Linked DNA regions of Mus musculus: region 1 is linked to region 2. The links are chromatin loops, found by intact Hi-C in ENCODE. Cell type or tissue: left cerebral cortex. All regions are shown on one strand. Each heading gives the region's core, and the rest is flanking DNA. Links, peaks and the distances in the headings are about the cores only.

The links. Peaks named below come from ENCODE experiments on the same cell type or tissue, not always from the same donor. Only the 100,000 strongest peaks of a DNase experiment are listed, where the experiment ranks them.
Region 1: it touches region 2 in a loop (3-fold over the local background); 2 of 42 quality-filtered maps call a loop at or near these places.

What each region holds. Positions count from the first base shown.
Region 1 is chr8:27,622,208-27,631,127 of GRCm38, reverse strand. No RefSeq gene overlaps it. Among named protein-coding and RNA genes, the nearest start is that of Gm1698, 44 kb to the right of the region's middle. In left cerebral cortex, for the core only: a CTCF peak has its summit at 4,772 (motif pointing right); a DNase peak (open chromatin) is centred at 4,778.
Region 2 is chr8:27,196,931-27,205,850 of GRCm38, reverse strand. Got1l1 (glutamic-oxaloacetic transaminase 1-like 1) reads left to right here and starts at 3,304. Exons shown (of 9, transcript NM_029674.1): 1 at 3,304-3,479; 2 at 4,948-5,129; 3 at 5,507-5,618; 4 at 5,904-6,013; 5 at 6,249-6,341; 6 at 6,434-6,584; 7 at 7,293-7,458; 8 at 7,781-7,923; 9 at 8,170-8,392. The coding sequence starts at 3,365. The coding sequence ends at 8,312. In left cerebral cortex, for the core only: a CTCF peak has its summit at 3,549; a DNase peak (open chromatin) is centred at 3,439.

The DNA of each region.
Region 1 (8,920 bases), core at 606-8,605, 420 kb before region 2:
AAGTCTTAACACAATGTGGCATTTTAGTTCAGTTCAGTGCTCTGGACAACCAGAACATAAACTCAAGATGTCAGAATGTTTCAACATCACTCATTTCAACTATACCCCATGTGCTTTCTATCAGTTCACTGTAACAGTTATCAAGCCTTCTTTTGTTAAATTAGAGGAAATGGACTTTCTCAATCCATGCTGTCATCAAGTATCACATACATAGCATATCCACATATACCACTCACACAAAGCAGACATATACACTCATGTTGTCATCAAGTATCACATACATAGCATATCCACATATACCACTCACACAAAGCAGTCATATACACTCAAACTCACACAACACACATCTTACACGCACAACACATATACACACACAAACTCACACCACATACCATACACATCATATATACAAAACACACATATGCATACAAACTCACACAACACGCATACACACACAAAGTCACATTATACACCACACACATCATACACACACAACATACATATACACACAAACTCACACTAGACACTATACCCAACACACAGAGCTATTATTTTGCAAAATATAAGTGATACATGGATGATCACACTCATTCCTGTTTTAGATGACTTAAATTCAACTTTACTATAAATACGTATTTCAAAGTAGAAAGTAGCACTAGTAACCAGATGAAAAGATTTTTATTTATTTATTTATTTATTTTTACTTTTTTTACTAGGTATTTAGCTCATTTACATTTCCAATGCTATACCAAAAGTCCCCCATAACCACACACCCCCACTCCCATACCCACCCACTCCCCCTTTTTGGCTCTGGCGTTCCCCTGTACTGGGGCATATAAAGTTTGCCTGTCCAATGGGCCTCTCTTTCCAGTGATGGCCGACTAGGCCATCTTTTGATACATATGCAGCTAGAGTCAAGAGCTCCGGAGTACTGGTTAGTTCATAATGTTGTTCCACCTATAGGGTTGCAGATCCCTTTAGCTCCTTGGGTTCTTTCTCTAGCTCCTCCATTGGGAGCCCTGTGATCCATCCATTAGCTGACTGTGAGTATCCACTTCTGTGTTTGCTAGGCCCCGGCATAGTCTCACAAGAGACAGCTACATCTGGGTCCTATCGATAAAATCTTGCTAGTGTATGCAATGGTGTCAGCGTTTGGATGCTGATTATGGGGTGGATCCCTGGATATGGCAGTCTCTACATGGTCCATCCTTTCATCTCAGCTCCAAACTTTGTCTCTGTAACTCCTTCCATGGGTGCTTTGTTCCCAATTCTAAGGAGGGGCATAGTGTCCACACTTCAGTCTTCATTCTTCTTGAGTTTCATGTGTTTAGCAAATTGTATCTTATATCTTGGGAATCCTAGGTTTGGTGCTAATATCCACTTATCAGTGAGTACATATTGTGTGAGTTCCTTTGTGAATGTGTTACCTCACTCAGGATGATGCCCTCCAGGTCCATCCATTTGGCTAGGAATTTCATAAATTCATTCTTTTTAATAGCTGAGTAGTACTCCATTGTGTAGATGTACCACATTTTCTGTATCCATTCCTCTGTTGAGGGGCATCTGGGTTCCTTCCAGCTTCTGGCTATTATAAATAAGGCTGCTATGAACATAGAGGAGCATGTGTCCTTCTTACCAGTTGGGGCATCTTCTGGATATATGCCCAGGAGAGGTATTGCTGGATCCTCCGGTAGTACTATGTCCAATTTTCTGAGGAACCGCCAGACTGATTTCCAGAGTGGTTGTACAAGCCTGCAATCCCACCAACAATGGAGGAGTGTTCCTCTTTCTCCACATCCACGCCAGCATCTGCTGTCACCTGAATTTTTGATCTTAGCCATTCTGACTGGTGTGAGGTGGAATCTCAGGGTTGTTTTGATTTGCATTTCCCTGATGATTAAGGATGTTGAACATTTTTTCAGGTGCTTCTCTGCCATTCGGTATTCCTCAGGTGAGAATTCTTTGTTCAGTTCTGAGTCCCATTTTTTAATGGGGTTATTCGATTTTCTGAAGTCCACCTTCTTGAGTTCTTTATATATGTTGGATATTAGTCCCCTATCTGATTTAGGATAGGTAAAGATCCTTTCCCAATCTGTTGGTGGTCTTTTTGTCTTATTGACGGTGTCTTTTGCCTTGCAGAAACTTTGGAGTTTCATTAGGTCCCATTTGTTAATTCTCAATCTTACAGCACAAGCCATTGCTGTTCTGTTCAGGAATTTTTCCCCTGTGCCCATATCTTCAAGGCTTTTCCCCACTTTCTCCTCTATAAGTTTCAGTATCTCTGGTTTTATGTGAAGTTCCTTGATCCACTTAGATTTGACCTTAGTACAAGGAGATAAGTATGGATCGATTCGCATTCTTCTACATGATAACAACCAGTTGTGCCAGCACCAATTGTTGAAAATGCTGTCTTTCATCCACTGGATGGTTTTAGCTCCCTTGTCAAAGATCAAGTGACCATAGGTGTGTGGGTTCATTTCTGGGTCTTCAATTCTATTCCATTGGTCTACTTGTCTGTCTCTATACCAGTACCATGCAGTTTTTATCACAATTGCTCTGTAGTAAAGCTTTAGGTCAGGCATGGTGATTCCACCAGAGGTTCTTTTATCCTTGAGAAGACTTTTTGCAATCCTAGGTTTTTTGTTATTCCAGATGAATTTGCAAATTGCTCCTTCTAATTCGTTGAAGAATTGAGTTGGAATTTTGATGGGGATTGCATTGAATCTGTAGATTGCTTTTGGCAAGATAGCCATTTTTACAATGTTGATCCTGCCAATCCATGAGCATGGGAGATCTTTCCATCTTCTGAGATCTTCTTTAATTTCTTTCTTCAGAGATTTGAAGTTTTTATCATACAGATCTTTCACCTCCTTAGTTAGAGTCATGCCAAGATATTTTATATTATTTGTGACTATTGAGAAGGGTGTTGTTTCCCTAATTTCTTTCTCAGCCTGTTTATTCTTTGTATAGAGAAAGGCCATTGACTTGTTTGAGTTTATTTTATATCCAGCTACTTCACTGAAGCTGTTTATCAGGTTTAGGAGTTCTCTGGTAGAATTTTTAGGGTCACTTATATATACTATCATATCATCTGCAAAAAGTGATATTTTGACTTCCTCTTTTCCAATTTGTATCCCCTTGATCTCCTTTTGTTGTCGAATTGCTCTGGCTAATACTTCAAGTACTATGTTGAAAAGGTAGGGAGAAAGTGGGCAGCCTTGTCTAGACCCTGATTTTAGTGGGATTGCTTCCAGCTTCTCTCCATTTACTTTGATGTTGGCTACTGGTTTGCTGTAGATTGCTTTTATCATGTTTAAGTATGGGCCTTGAATTCCTGATCTTTCCAAAACTTTTATCATGAATGGGTGTTGAATCTTGTCAAATGCTTTTTCTGTACCTAATGAGATGATCATGTGGTTTTTCTCTTAGAGTTTGTTTATATAATGGATTACATTGATGGATTTTCGTATATTAAACCATCCCTGCATTCCTGGATTAAAACCTACTTGGTCAGGATGGATGATTGCTTTAATGTGTTCTTGGATTCGGTTAGCAAAAATTTTATTGAGGATTTTTGCATCGATATTCATAAGAGAAATTGGTCTGAAGTTCTCTATCTTTGTTGGGTCTTTCTGTGGTTTAGGTATCAGAGTAATAGTGGCTTCATAAAATGAGTTGGGTAGAGTACCTTCTACTTCTATTTTGTGAAATAGTTTGTGCAGAACTGGAATTAGATCTTCTTTGAAGGTCTGATAGAACTCTGCACTAAACCCGTCTGGTCCTGGGCTTTTTTTGGCTGGGAGACTATTGATATCTGCTTCTATTTCTTTAGGTGATATGGGACTGTTTAGATGGTCAACTTGATCCTGATTCAACTTTCGTACCTGGTATCTGTCCAGAAATTTGTCCATTTCGTCCAGGTTTTCCAGTTTTGTTGAGTATAGCCTTTTGTAGAAGGATCTGATGGTATTTTGGATTTCTTCAGGATCTGTTGTTATGTCTCCCTTTTCATTTCTGATTTTGTTAATTAGGATTTTGTTCCTGTGCCCTTTAGTGAGTCTAGCTAAGGGTTTATCTATCTTGTTGATTTTTTGAAAGAACCAACTTCTCGTTTGGTTAATTCTTTGAATAGTTCTTCTTGTTTCCACTTGGTTGATTTCACCCCTGAGTTTGATTATTTCCTGCCGTCTACTCCTCTTGGGTGAATTTGCTTCCTTTTTTTCTAGAGCTTTTAGATGTGTTGTCAAGCTGCTAGTATGTGCTCTCTCCCGCTTCTTCTTGGAGGCACTCACTAGAGGTCTTAGGATCCCTTGTGGAATCCTGTGTGGGCCCTTGTGGGTGTCAGGCGACTCTGCTGGCAAGGTAACCCGGGGCTCGAGTGGAGCGGAAGGGGCTTGTGCCCCAGGTCAGGCCCGGGTAGTCTGCCTCCCTATGTACCGCAGTCTCAGGTTCCCGAAAAGATTTTTATATAATTATAAATTTTGCTAATGTATTTGTAGCTATGCCAAACTTCAATCGTTTCTAAAATGTATTTTATAGAATCCAAGGAATAAATTAGAAGAGTCTTCAACACATGGTCTAATCTCTTAGCTTCAGCGTGGTATCAAACTCAACAACTTTCATTTCTCACAAAGCAAACCCTTTTTCTCCCGTGACATCCCATTCCCCAATGTTCACTGTATTAAAGTCTATCATGTCCATTCCTGAGAGCTCTGATGTGAGACTGTCTTAAATAGCAGTCAGCAGTTGTAAATTTAAGCATGCCAGAGGATGGCAGCAGAGCATTGTTCAATCTCCACAGGTCTGGTGGGTAGAGAGCAGCTGGTGTGGGAATTTGAATCTGGAGAACATTAGGAGCCAAGTGTGTCCCAAAGGAAGATATGACTGAGGAATCTGAGAGTTCCTCCAGCCTGCTCTTCCCTATCCCGGGGAGGTGTGAGAGCCACCAATTATTAAGCAGTTCCTGTGCACTTCCCATGGGTCATCTCATAGAATTTAGTAATCTCATCAACACTGTATGGTGGCATCCTCATTAATAGAAACCTTGATGTTTGTAAAGATGTGCTCATTTATCCAGATATGACTAGACACAGAGCCTCCCTCCAAGCCCACTTTTCTCTGGCTCTAAGAACCATGGGTTTCATTTTAAATCCTATGTGTTTTGACCTTCATTTCTTTATCCTTTTCTTCATATTTCTTATTTTACCCTCTTGCCTTTCTGAAAAGCCAAATAATTTATTTCACCTGAAATAACACAACCCCTAAGTGTATATATTTTGGAAAATGCAAGAACAGAGGTGTTTTGCTTTATTCACGAAATTTTAATAATTTCAAATGTTCACCAACAAATGCACAAATAAGTTGTGGCATATCCATCCAGTGCAATACAACTCAGGAATAGAAAAAAATGTGAAAGAATGGAGTTCTAATATATGCAGAGTGTTGGAGAATCTCAAAATAATTATGCCAAGTGAAAGAAGGCAGACACAAAACACACACACACACACTGTGTAACTCCAAACCTTATGAAGGAAAACAAAATAAAACAAAACAAACAAAAAGCAACCTGTTCACTTTAGAGCAAATGGTTTCCCCATTCTTTCAAGATTTCTGCTCGAGTTTACTCTCCCTGCTGTATAAAGAAGAGCAATACAGAGGTAACGTTGATCTTTGAAATAGGAATATATGTGGGTACATGGGGAGGGGACATAAATTTGCTTCACAAAACCTGGATGCAGAAAAGGTTTTATTTTTTCTATTATGTGCCATCTAGCACCCAGCCTGCTCCAACTAAAGCATTTAGAATCCCAATGTGTAAGAGTCTGCAGTACTTTTCAGCCCAAAGGATGTGTGATGGTTAACCTCTTAGCAATTTGATGCAACGTCAGGTCACCATGGAAACACACTTCTAAGTTTGTCTATGAAGGAGGTCCCTGGAATATTTAATAGAGAGAATGTAAATTGTACCATCATATGGGTGGGGGTCCTAGGCCAAATAAACAGGAGAAGGTGAGTGGGCACCTCGGAGGGAATTTTCAAATCCTTACATCTATAGGTAAAAGTACCTGAGTACAATTTGAGACCTATAGGATGCAAAGATTGTGAAGACTGAAATTGGTACATTAAAAGAAGAAAATATCAAAGTTTTACATGAAAACAGGGCTAATAAAATCTCCTTGCTAATGACACTGGAGCCTGGAACAAAAAAAAAATGTCTTGGTAGTACTTTGTGTACTATAGGATTTTCTTCCTCCCAAGACTTTGGACCTTGGAGCTGAGTAGGGTTGTTGTGTTGGAATCATGGCTTGCAACCTGACAGACCACACCAGGACAGTGCAGTTCCATGTGGCAGAGGTTTATTGGAGGACAGAATGGAGACAAAAGGAGAAAAGAGAGAAAGAAGGGAAGAGGGGCAAAGGTCAGGAAGAGTATGTCTTTTATTTAGGCTGTGACATAACCCCTAACGGGTAAGGGTAAGGGTGGGAAGTGGGCTCTAGGAATGTATGTGATTGCCATGACAGCAGATGTGCAGGTCTCTGTTGACTACGAGTGCTGTCACTGAGTTCAGAGACAATCTGCCAAATCGATTCCTGATACCAACAAGGGTGGCCTCTTGTTCTTATTTTGGAATGATAGTGTTGACAGGGTGTGTTCTGTGGCCATCAGAAGCTGCCTTTCAAACACTTGGGGAAAGTCTACAAACAGCCCAAGAAAGCAAGTCAACAAATACTGGAGGAGTCAGGGCAAGACTGGATCTACTCCATCCCTCCACAGGGACCAATACCCTTGATTTTGCTAACTTAGTTAAACATGTGCTCCTGTCTCTTCCAGAATAAAGTCTTAATTCATATGTTTCCTATAATTCCCATGAAGTGTCTGCATATGACACAACCACTATTGGTTTATCTGCTGAGCACCTGAGGGATGATGTCATTTTAAATCTCAAACTGGTTTCTTGCGGTGATGTTTTCCTTTTGTGCATTTGATTAGATTACTGCTGAGGGAATATTGTACAAATACAGTAACATAGTATAGTTTGAAGATTTCACACAAAGATATTTTCAGACAAAATAATTCAGCAATAGCGAAAAAGGTTTTGTTTGTTCTGGGCACTCTATGCACATTATGGTCAGCACATGGAGTTGGGTCACTGACCACATGTCCATCGGGACCTCCAGAGATCTTTGATGAAAATCTGGTTATATCCACTGTATTTTACTAACTCTATAGTTACAATGAATGTCAAGATAAGTCTTTGTCTCCCGGGTCATCTTATTCTGAAGGAGTACAAACTATCCAGCGGGATCTGCAGGACTCTATCCCAGCAGGAGAGGCCAAAGAGTTGCAGCTCTCTGAGGGGGTGGGGGGAACAGAACAAGATGGGCTGCAGGGCCTCTTCTGCAGCCACCACTGCCCCAGTGGCAGGAGATAATAATCAGTCATCGGCAAGTGGCTAGGTGCAGGTGGCTAGGAGCAGGTGGCTAGGACCCAAGGAGTCAACATCATGTCTTCTTATATTCTACACCATTATGTTCATAGTGAAAAACAGACAATGATGTCTACTTTTCCCCCACACCCTTTCCTTTCCTTGCACAAAAATTAGGAACTTTTGCCTGGGTGTTATTATATGGACAATCACGGTGACACTAATTACCAAATTATCTATCTTAACAAGCTTACTCCAAGATCCTACTGTGTGTTTTACATTGTGCCAGGCATTTGGCTAGACAGGGCTAAATGTGAATTCCAACAGGACAGCAAGAATATTTAGTGGATGTGGAGCACATTTTGCAATGATGATCCAGTGTGCAGTACAGCAGTTCTTGGGCCACTTCCTATCATTATCAAGTGTTGGTTATAGCAGCGTAACGCTATATGCTTTATTCTATATCCTGTGCTTTAATGTGATGAACAATTGACTCATTACAGCTTCATCACAGACTGGTGAGTTATGCTTTTATACCACATGTAACCCTGGCTACAGAATCATCATGCAACCACTGTCTTATATATGCTCTACCATTGACCAAAATCTATGTGAAATAAAACTTTACTTCTTTGTTTTGGTCTTTGTATTAAAGAAAGAATAATCGGAAGAAATTCTGTGGGCTAATTAAGATCTCAGTGGGATCTAACTTAGTGGTAGACCCTTCCTTAGTGTGTGAGAAGCCTTGGATTCAATACAGAATATATATATTTTAAAATCTCATGATTCTAGCTTAAGTAATATTTGATGTGATCAATTGTGATCATCACTAGGTATTCTTTTTTTTTTCCATTTTTTATTAGGTATTTAGCTCATTTACATTTCCAATGCTATACCAAAAGTATCACTAGGTATTCTTGAGTGGTAGTCAAGATATGTAAGAAAATGATATTTAAAACATATATATATAGATATGTCCATATAATTATTTAGATATGATTTTAATATTGTACTTTTTGAAACTAGGAAGCACACTTAAGTCATTTTTCTACTGTTCTTAGTCATAGATTATCCTTGACATTTGATTCTAACACATCCTGGATTTCCTTCTTCCTTCAAACACATAGCTGTCAGGCTTCAGACAGCTGTGCACAGAGCTGATGTTTGCCAAAGGCTTTGAGTCTTGGCTAGAGCATTATACACAGATGTGGGCATTACTTTTAGTCTCTAGAAAAGGAGAGGAAGGCAGCTCATCTCTACAGGCAGCTGAGGTTTCCAAGAGAATAAGTAGGAGGTAAATGATCCCACTAGGGGGAAGAACTGTGCTCTGACTCTCCACCCAGCTTTCTGAGTTACTCCCCACATGCTCTAGTGTGAGCCATGATCCCCCAACAGTCACTGGGTTACCAGGGCCCAGCCAGCATCTGGCAAATACACATCCAGATAGCTTTTGTTGTTACATATAAGTCTCTGGTGAAGGACACTGAGGCCATA
Region 2 (8,920 bases), core at 260-8,259:
TTTTTTTTTTTTTTTTGCATTTCAAGGAACAAGAGCTGTTGTTTTGTATTATTAAAATAGCATCTAGCCGGGCATGATGGCGCATGCCTTTAATCCCAGCACTCGGGAGGCAGAGGCAGGCGGATTTCTGAGTTCGACGCCAGCCTGGTCTACAAAATGAGTTCCAGGCCAGCCAGGACTACACAGAGAAACCCTGTCTAGAAAAACAAAAAACAAAACAAAACATAAAACAACAACAACAACAACAAAAAAAAAACAGCATCTAAGTCTATGCAGCAGAGAACGACCAGAATCTTTTAAAATTCTTCTACTTCCACTTCCAGAGAGCTAGAATAATGTGTTTGCCATCGTGCCTGGTTCACGCAGTACTTAGAATTTGAACTTCATGCGTGCTAGGCAAGGACTCCATCACTAAGCTACATACTCAGGCCTATACTTCTAATTTATTTCTTATTTATTTATTTATTATATGTAAGTACACCCGTAGCTGTCTTCAGATGCACCAGAAGAGGGCGTCAGATCTCATCACGGGTGGCTGTGAGCCACCATGTGGTTGCTAAGAATTGAACTCAGGACCTTGGGAAGAGCAGTCAGTGCTCTTACCCGCTGAGCCACCTCTCCAGCCCCTCTAATTTATTTCTTTTGAGATAAATTCTCTTCTAACCCAATCACAGGCTTAGGCCACTACGCCCAATCCAACCCACATTTTTAATATATTGGTATTAGTATGCTCAGACTTCTGATATGAAATGAAACATTTTGTTTTGCTGTACCACGGTGATGGCACCCGAATTATCAGATTTTTGTTTATCCTTTAATATTCACACAGGTTCTAAATACATAGTGTGGTAAATAAGAGGCCATTTGAGCATAAATAAAAATTATATATACATAAAAAAAGCTCTGGTTTAGACAAAAATTCCCCTCCAGAGCAGGCATGTCAGTACATACCAGCACTGGTGAGTGTCAGTACATACCAGCACTGGTGAGGTGGAGGCAGGAGAATTGACAGCATGAAACACAGCAATATCTGGTCTTAAAATGCAAAATGAAAGGAAGATTAGGAAAGAAATTTTTTTGAAGCTTACCATCTGTCCTAACACTGAGAAAGCAAGGCTTTGTTTCCTGAATTCTCATAAATATTTCAAAGGTTAAGATAACCAACTAAGATAAGTGTGACAGTGGTGTTCCTGTATTAGTATTTACTGTGCCAGGTAGCCCTGCCAAGGCCATAGGAAGAAGACCTCCCTCTAGCATTTATTCACTGAGCCAGGATGTTCCCATGTCCTCTCCCTCCTGCATCTCCACCTGCACCTGTGCCTGTGCCTGCACCTGTGCCTGTACCTATGCCTGCACCTGAACCTACACCTGCACCTACACCTGTGCCTGCACCTGCACCTGCACCTACACCTGTACCTGCACCTGTGTCTGCCACTGGAGATTCAGCTTCCAAAGAAATACTAGAGAACAGGCTTCCAGATGGTTTGAGAACGGAGCTGTTGGTGTTAGGTGATTTTCCATTCCCCTAAGTCTTGCTGAAATCCCTTGTCCCTACATTGAAACTCCAGCCCCTACCCCTCACTGCCATTGCCAAATGCAGGTACCCTCCATCACCTGCATCCTGATATTGGGAAAGACATTTTCTAAAGATAAAACAGCTTTGTCTGGACAAATAAGTGCAGAGGGAGAAACTGCAGGCAGGCACACAGCCCCAGCATTTTGCAGTTAACTTTCCATTCCCCATACTTCTCATATAAGCTCCAAGTATCCCCTTCCTGCAGAAGAGTGTCTGTCCCTTGCTATTTTGAGATAAACAGTCCTGCCTGCTCCAGTAAGACTGGTCTCTATCTGCCTTCTGTTTTTCTACTTTGCCTCAGACATCTAACACCAACAGCAGATAACAGTTATATGCCAACACCATGTGGCTAGTGGCCTATTGCTGTGAGAAAGACCATGAGCAAAAGGAACTTGGGGAGGAAAGGGGGTTTTGGGGGCACATATCCAGATCACAGTCCATCACTGAAGCTCAAGCAAGGCAGAAACCCGAAGGCAGGAACTGAAGAAAACAAAAAGCTTGCTTGCTTTTAAAGATTAATTTATTTACTTACTTTATGTATATGAGTACACTGTAGCTGTACAGATGGTTGTGAGCCGTCATGTTGTTTTTGGGAATTGAACTCAGTACCTCTGCCCACTCCGGCCCAAAGATTTATTTATTACTATATCTAAGTACACTGTAGCTGTCTTCAGACACCTCAGAAGAGGGCGTCAGATCTCATTATGGATGGTTGGGAGCCACCATGTTTGTTACTGGGATTTGAACTCAGGACCTTCAGAAGAGCAGTCAGTGGCCTTACCCTCGGAGCCACCTCGCCAGCCCCAAAGTTCTGCTTTCTTACACAATCCAGGGCCACTGGCCCAGTAACGGCACCTCCAAAAGTGGGTTGCCCCCTCCCACATCAATCATTATCAAGACAATGCCACACAGCCCTGCTTACAGACCTAATTACGGGCTGGCCTCATGGAGGCCTTTTCTCAAGCATTTTCCTCAACTTGACGAAAAACAGACCAGCATAAAGTCCTATCTTGTGCAGGTAATTACGGTTGTTGGGAGTTTGAGAGCGCAATGACCATGTCACGCCTGTCCTCTCATCTCAACTGTCCCTGTCCCTTCCTCTAGCTCTTACATTCTTTCCCTAACTTCTATGCTGTTCCCCGTTGAGCTTTGGAGTGGATGATACAAATGGTCCATTTAAATCCGAATATTAAAACGGTCACCTGGTCCTAATACATTGACCAATCCCGTCTCTGCAGTCCCTGCTGCCTGCCCTCCCTTCACACCCACCTTAAATGTATATTAAAAACTGTTTCTTGATAAACTCGGCGTTTGCTCCCTAAAAAAAAAAAAAAAAAATGAAAACAAAATGGAAGAAAAAAAAAAGAGAACACTTGCATCAGAGTGTGACTTGAGCTCTTGATTGACGCTGCTGTGTGCCGTAGGGTGTTTGCTTCTGTTGGGGCAGCCCTGTCTAGCTCACTGGCTGACAGCTTTGTCCTGCTTTCTAGAGACTGACTTGTTATTTCAGGTGAATTGCTCGGGAGCTATAGCCAGCAATGAGTTGGGAGGAAGTGCCTGGGAATCCCATGTGTTTGTTTACTCTTCCCTGTTGCTTGCTCTCCCTGGGCACTTTTCCTCCAGGGCCATGGAATGTTCCTGTACGTCCTGAACATTGCTACCCTGGAGACTGGGAGTCCTGAGGTTCTGTTGCTCTGACAACTCACTGCCCCATAGCCTCGTGCATCAGCGCTGCCAAGGTTCTGGAAGAAAGAGGCCTGAAATTATTGGCACCGCACGTGCTCAACTATGACCAGTCTTTCTGTGTTCAGGGATGTACCCACAGCCCAGAAGCTAGAAGGCAGCTTACTAAAGATCTACAGGCAAGATGGCTATCCCAGCAAGTTGTTCCTGGCCTACAAAGGTAGGAGGCAGTCATTTCAGGGTTTAAGATTTTCTACGTTTCAACTGGCTGTACGTGGGCAGTGTCCCTAGTGGAGGGTTGAAGAATAGCTCACGTCTCTGCTGCTGGAAAGGCTTTCGTTTATTAAGGGAACTGCCCAGAGCAGAGAAGATCAGTGAACAACCCGAGTCACCTCATACCTGTCGGGGACTTTTGAGAGGAATCAAGTTTTCTTCCTTCTCACCCAATCCTTTTTTTTTTTTTTTTTTTTTTTTTTTTTTTTTTTAATCTGCTTCTTCATCCCCTCTAGTTCCTCCCAGTTCTCTCCGGTGTTCTTTTGTTTTGTTTACAGTCCCATGTAAATTAGACTAGCCTTGAACTCACAAAATAGCTGCAAATGATCTTGGGCAGATTCTGGTCCTGCCTCCACCTCCCGAGGACTGGAGGCACCACCTTGCTTCTCTCTCCTCCCTTCATAGGTTTCTGTTTGTGTGTTTGTTTTGTTCTGTTTGCGTTTTTTTTAATTGTATGTATGTGTATGAGAGAAAGAGAGAAAGAGAGTATACATGTGTACATTCATGCAAGTGTTTGAGACGGTAGCCAGGAGGCATTGATTTCTCTCCAGAGCTGGATTTACACGTGGTTTTAAGCTGCCTGACAAAAATGCTGAGAACTGAATGAGTTCTCTCCAAGAGCAGTTTGTGCTCTTAACCACTGGACCAACACACACACACACACACACACACACCCTGGCTTGCATAATTCCCTATCAAATAAACCAGGCATGGCACATGCCTGAGCTCTCAGCCCTGAGAGGTGGATGATCAGATGGTCAAGGGCACTCTCAGCTACATAGAAAGTTCAAGGCCAGCCAAGGGGTGCTTGATACTAGAGGGCAAGAAAAGGTGACAAAGAAGAGACATGCAGAGAGAGACAGAGACAGACAGAGACCTTCATATATAGAAATCAGGCCTTGACATCATGAAATGCCTAATTCATTTTGTATGTAAATCTTAACCTTTAAAACTCAAATGAAACAGTTTCAGCTGGCTTTGTTGTTGTCTGTTTTGTTTGTGGGGTTTTTTTGTTTTTGTTTTTTGTTTTTGTTTGTTTTGTTTTGGTTTTGGCTTTGAGAGGTTATCTTGCTTACATCTCTGGATCACCTGAAACTCACTCTGCACCAGGCTTGCCTAAAACTGATCCTCCTGCCTCCACCTCACCCCCACCCAGTGCAGGGGTGACAAATATGGGCCTTGACTTAGCTGTGGGTTTTGTTGGTGGTTGTGTTAGTTTTGTTTTGAAACACAGTCACTAACAGCTCCCTGTCTTCTGTAAAGAATGAATCAACAAAGAGGGGAGGGGAGGGGGAAAAAAAAAAGTAAACTTTCACGGGCTGCTTTAGAAAATCACCAAGAAACACGGGCCAGACTTGTGGTTTGTGGGCTGCCCCGGCGGGGTATACAGAGCTCCCTTTGAAATTTCTCCACAGTCTGCATGACCGAAGAAGGCCATCCCTGGGTTTCTCTTGTGGTGCACAAGACCCGCCTGCAGATTGCAGAGGACCCCTCTCTGGACTATGAGTACTTGCCCCTGGTGGGCCTGAAATCATTCATCCAGTCTTCTCTGGAACTCCTCTTTGGAAAGCACAGCGAAGCCATTGCGGAGAAAAGGGTGAGACCCAGAGAGAGAGAGACAGGGTTTCGTGACCTTAAAGCCCACAAGGGACCATGCAGGGGCCTCCACCTTGACAGAGGCAATTCCTGAGACTCTGAAAGTCCGTAGCCTTTTGTACTGAGGGGCAAAGCTGGGATCTAAACTCAAGTCCTCGTTTGGTCACTAAGTTGCATCCACTCACGCACGCTGCTGATTTGGAAACTATAAATAGAGCATTTCAATATAAAAGGGGGGGAGGGGAGAAGAGGACTGGCTGGAATGGTCCAAATGTATAAGACCCTCAGTTCAACCCCAGCACCAAAAATAAGACAAAATTCTAGTCTGGGGTGTGCTGCTTCTTTCCAACATTCTCTCCACGTGTTGCTTGCTGACAGGTTGGGGGTGTGCACATCGTTGGTGAGAGTGGAGCCTTCCAGCTTGGGGCTCAGTTCCTCAAGACGTGGCGAAAGAATGTGAAAATCGTTTGTATCGTCTCATGTCAAAAAGGTAAGTGTTACCCAGGTCAAGGACTGGAGAAGATCCCACACCCTGTTGTTCCCAATTCCTGTCCCACGCGGAATCTCTACTCCTACCCTCATTTTCTACCAAGAGAAAAATGGTGGCTATGCGAAACTACGTCCAACCTTTTCTTGTTATTGTCTTTCTATATGTCAATGATCCTCACCCCACTCTCTGGTATCCCTGCCTCCGTTTCTCCACTTTCCCCAGACCCCAGCTGGTGGGGGTCTGTGTCCCCACAGAACAGTATGGTGGGGGTCTTTGTCCCCACAGAACAGTGTGGACTCATCTTCCAGGACATGGGCTTTATAGTTTATGAGTACTCTATCTGGAACGCCAGTGATCTCTGCTCAGACCCCAGCATGTTCGTGGAAGTACTCCAGGTAGAGCCTTCATAACCCCCTACTCAGAATCTCCTCCCAGACCTGATTTATGATCTCATCTCCCTCTCTCCCCCCACCTCCCACCTGCCCCCACTCAGGACCCCTGCTGGGTTTAGATTTGTCAGGTTTTTTAGTGAGAACAAACCCAAGAGATTGTCTCCACCCTAAATGTCCGGTGTCATCTCTGCATGGTAGAGGTGGGTACCTTGCTAAGACAACTAATGTCTTCCTGCAGCATATCCCGGTCGGCAGCATCCTTGTGATTGGGAACATCACTGATTGCAAGTTCACACAGAATCAGTGGACGAAACTGATGTCCATCATTAAGGTGAACACAGCTTCTGGCCACCGGCCCCCTCTTTCCCCATCTGCTTCACCCCCATGGGCCTCAGCCTTTTTCATCTCTCCCTTCTCTTTCAGAGCAAGCAGATATTCCCATTCTTTGACATTCCCTGTCAAGGTTTATCCACTGGTGACCTCGAGGAAGATACCAAAATCTTACAGTACTTTGTGTCCCTAGGCTTGGAGTTCTTCTGCAGCCAATCTCTGTCCAAGAATTTTGGCATTTATGGTTTGTTATGGGTGGAAGGACGGGAGAAATAGGGAGCAGAATTGAAGCCATATTTATCATGCAAGCAATGTTTGGTTTGTTTTTAATAAGCTTACAAAACAATGGGTTTCTTATAATATTCTCTGTTCTCTCTCTCTCTCTCTCTCTCTCTCACTCGCTCTCACTTGCACTCTCTCTCTCCATCCCCTCTTACCTCTTACACACACACACACACACACCGGACATCGGACACTGTACTTCCTCATATTTTTCCCCGTTACCTTCCCATATCCCTCCTCCAAAAGATAAATATTTTTGACATCACTTACCCTCTGTAAGGAGCCTAGTACTCCAGAGAAGTCACACAGGAGGCAGTAAAGAACAGCAGTGAACTAGGAGTTAGTTGGTCTCTGTGACTAAACCCAGTTACTTACCCACACCTGTCCTACTTAAAATTCCACCCTCTCCAGCCTCTGCCCCTTGGCTGAACGCCTAGGAGGAGATGCTTGACAGTCTTGAAGCTCTTCCTCCCTTGCACACACCCTTGCCTATGGATACTCTTTCTACAAGAGGAGGTCCAGATAACTTTTGGGGCCAAATACCACCTTTCAAGGGCTGAGCTGGTGGCTCCGTAGTTTAACCCTTTCTCTTCAAGGTCAGAGGGAAGGGTGTAGGTGAGATTCTGCACAGGAGGAAACTGAGGGCGAGGCTGTCTTCTCCATGCTGCAGATGAAGGAGTGGGGATCCTAGTAGTGGCTGCCCTCAGCAACCAGCACCTGCTGTGTGTCCTCTCCCAGCTGATGGATTATGTCCAGGCCCTGTGGGGAAACCCTCCTGCCACGGGTGCTCGGATAATCACCTCCATCCTCTGCAACCCTGCTCTGTTTGGAGAATGGTAAAGGGTGAGAGGGTCTGGGCGGGCGTGGGTGGCAAGGGCGTGTAATTATTAGGAACGGGACTCCTTATAGTCCCCAATGACCTAACTCTCTCAGACATTCAATAGTGATTCAGCCTTTAACACACGGGCCTTTCAGAGATGTTTAAAACCCAAAGGACGGCAGAATCAAACCTCCTTCCCACCACAGGCACCACAGAAACCAGGTTCCAGCCGTGTGTTTCCTGACGCGTGTCCTGTTGTGGAAAGATGGGAAGGAGGGGAGACAAGCTGGAAGGCAAGTAGGCCTTTGCAGTCCAGTTTCCTGCTCTTTCCTTGGCAGGAAGCAGAGTCTCAAAGGTGTGGTGGAGAACATGATGCTGATCAAGGAGAAAGTGAAGGAGAAGCTGCGGCTCCTAGGGACCCCTGGGTCGTGGGATCACATCACCCGACAGAGCGGGACCCATGGTTATCTGGGACTCACCTGTAAGTTCGAGAATGGGGAGACTCTCCCCTTCCTGACCTCAGCTCTGTGTCTTCACACTGAGCTGCATGGAGTAGTTGAGCAGTCCCCAGCTTTGCTGCGGGATTTCCTCTTGACATCCTTGTAGAAGTGGGGCTGCTTTCAGAGACCTTTATAGGATCCCTCCCCCCATATGCTGACACTTCTTATCCTATGTATTTCTTCCCCCATGGTCTTGAGAGGAATTCTGAGTTCTGTGACTGTCACAGATCAACAGGTGGAGTTTCTGGTCAAGAAGAAACATATCTACTTGCCCAAAACTAGCCGGATCAACTTCACCTGCATCAATGCCAGGAATATAGACTACATCACTCAGAGCATCCATGAGGCCGTGATGCTAACAGAGGGCTGAGAGGGTGTCTGCTCAAAACTGCCCCTGACTGGAACGAAAGCTTTACGCTGTCTTTGAAAATAAAAATCCTGGAGGAACTATTCATTGCTATGTTCTCCTTTTCTGTGCAATGTGCTGGCCTCAGTAGATCAGGGGACTTCAGTGCAACTCATGCTGAGCATACATAGAGCCCTAAATTCCAACCCCAGGAGATTGGGGTGCAATGGAGGGGAGCGTAAGAACAATTACCCTCATAGGACATGGTTTAGTTCCTAGCCAAGTGGCTAGTAACTAAGCAAACAGAAGTTGGTAGATATTTAGTGGTGTGCATGTGTGTGTGTGTGTGTGTGTGTGTGTGTGTGTGTGTGTAGTTGAAACATTAATCTGCTGTTTCTTCTAGAAACAGGAGCTATGTTGTGCTGGAGACATTCCCTAATATGTCAGTCATGCTTGAGAGATCAAAAAGTTGGCCTACAATTTCATGTGTAAACACACCTAAAATTACTTTGCCAGAATAAATTAGAAAGAGATCGAAGTTAAAATGTTGTCTTGGTTACTGCTCTATGGCTGTGAAGAGACACCAGGACCAAGGCAACTTATAAAAGAAAGCATTTAATTGGGGGCTTGCT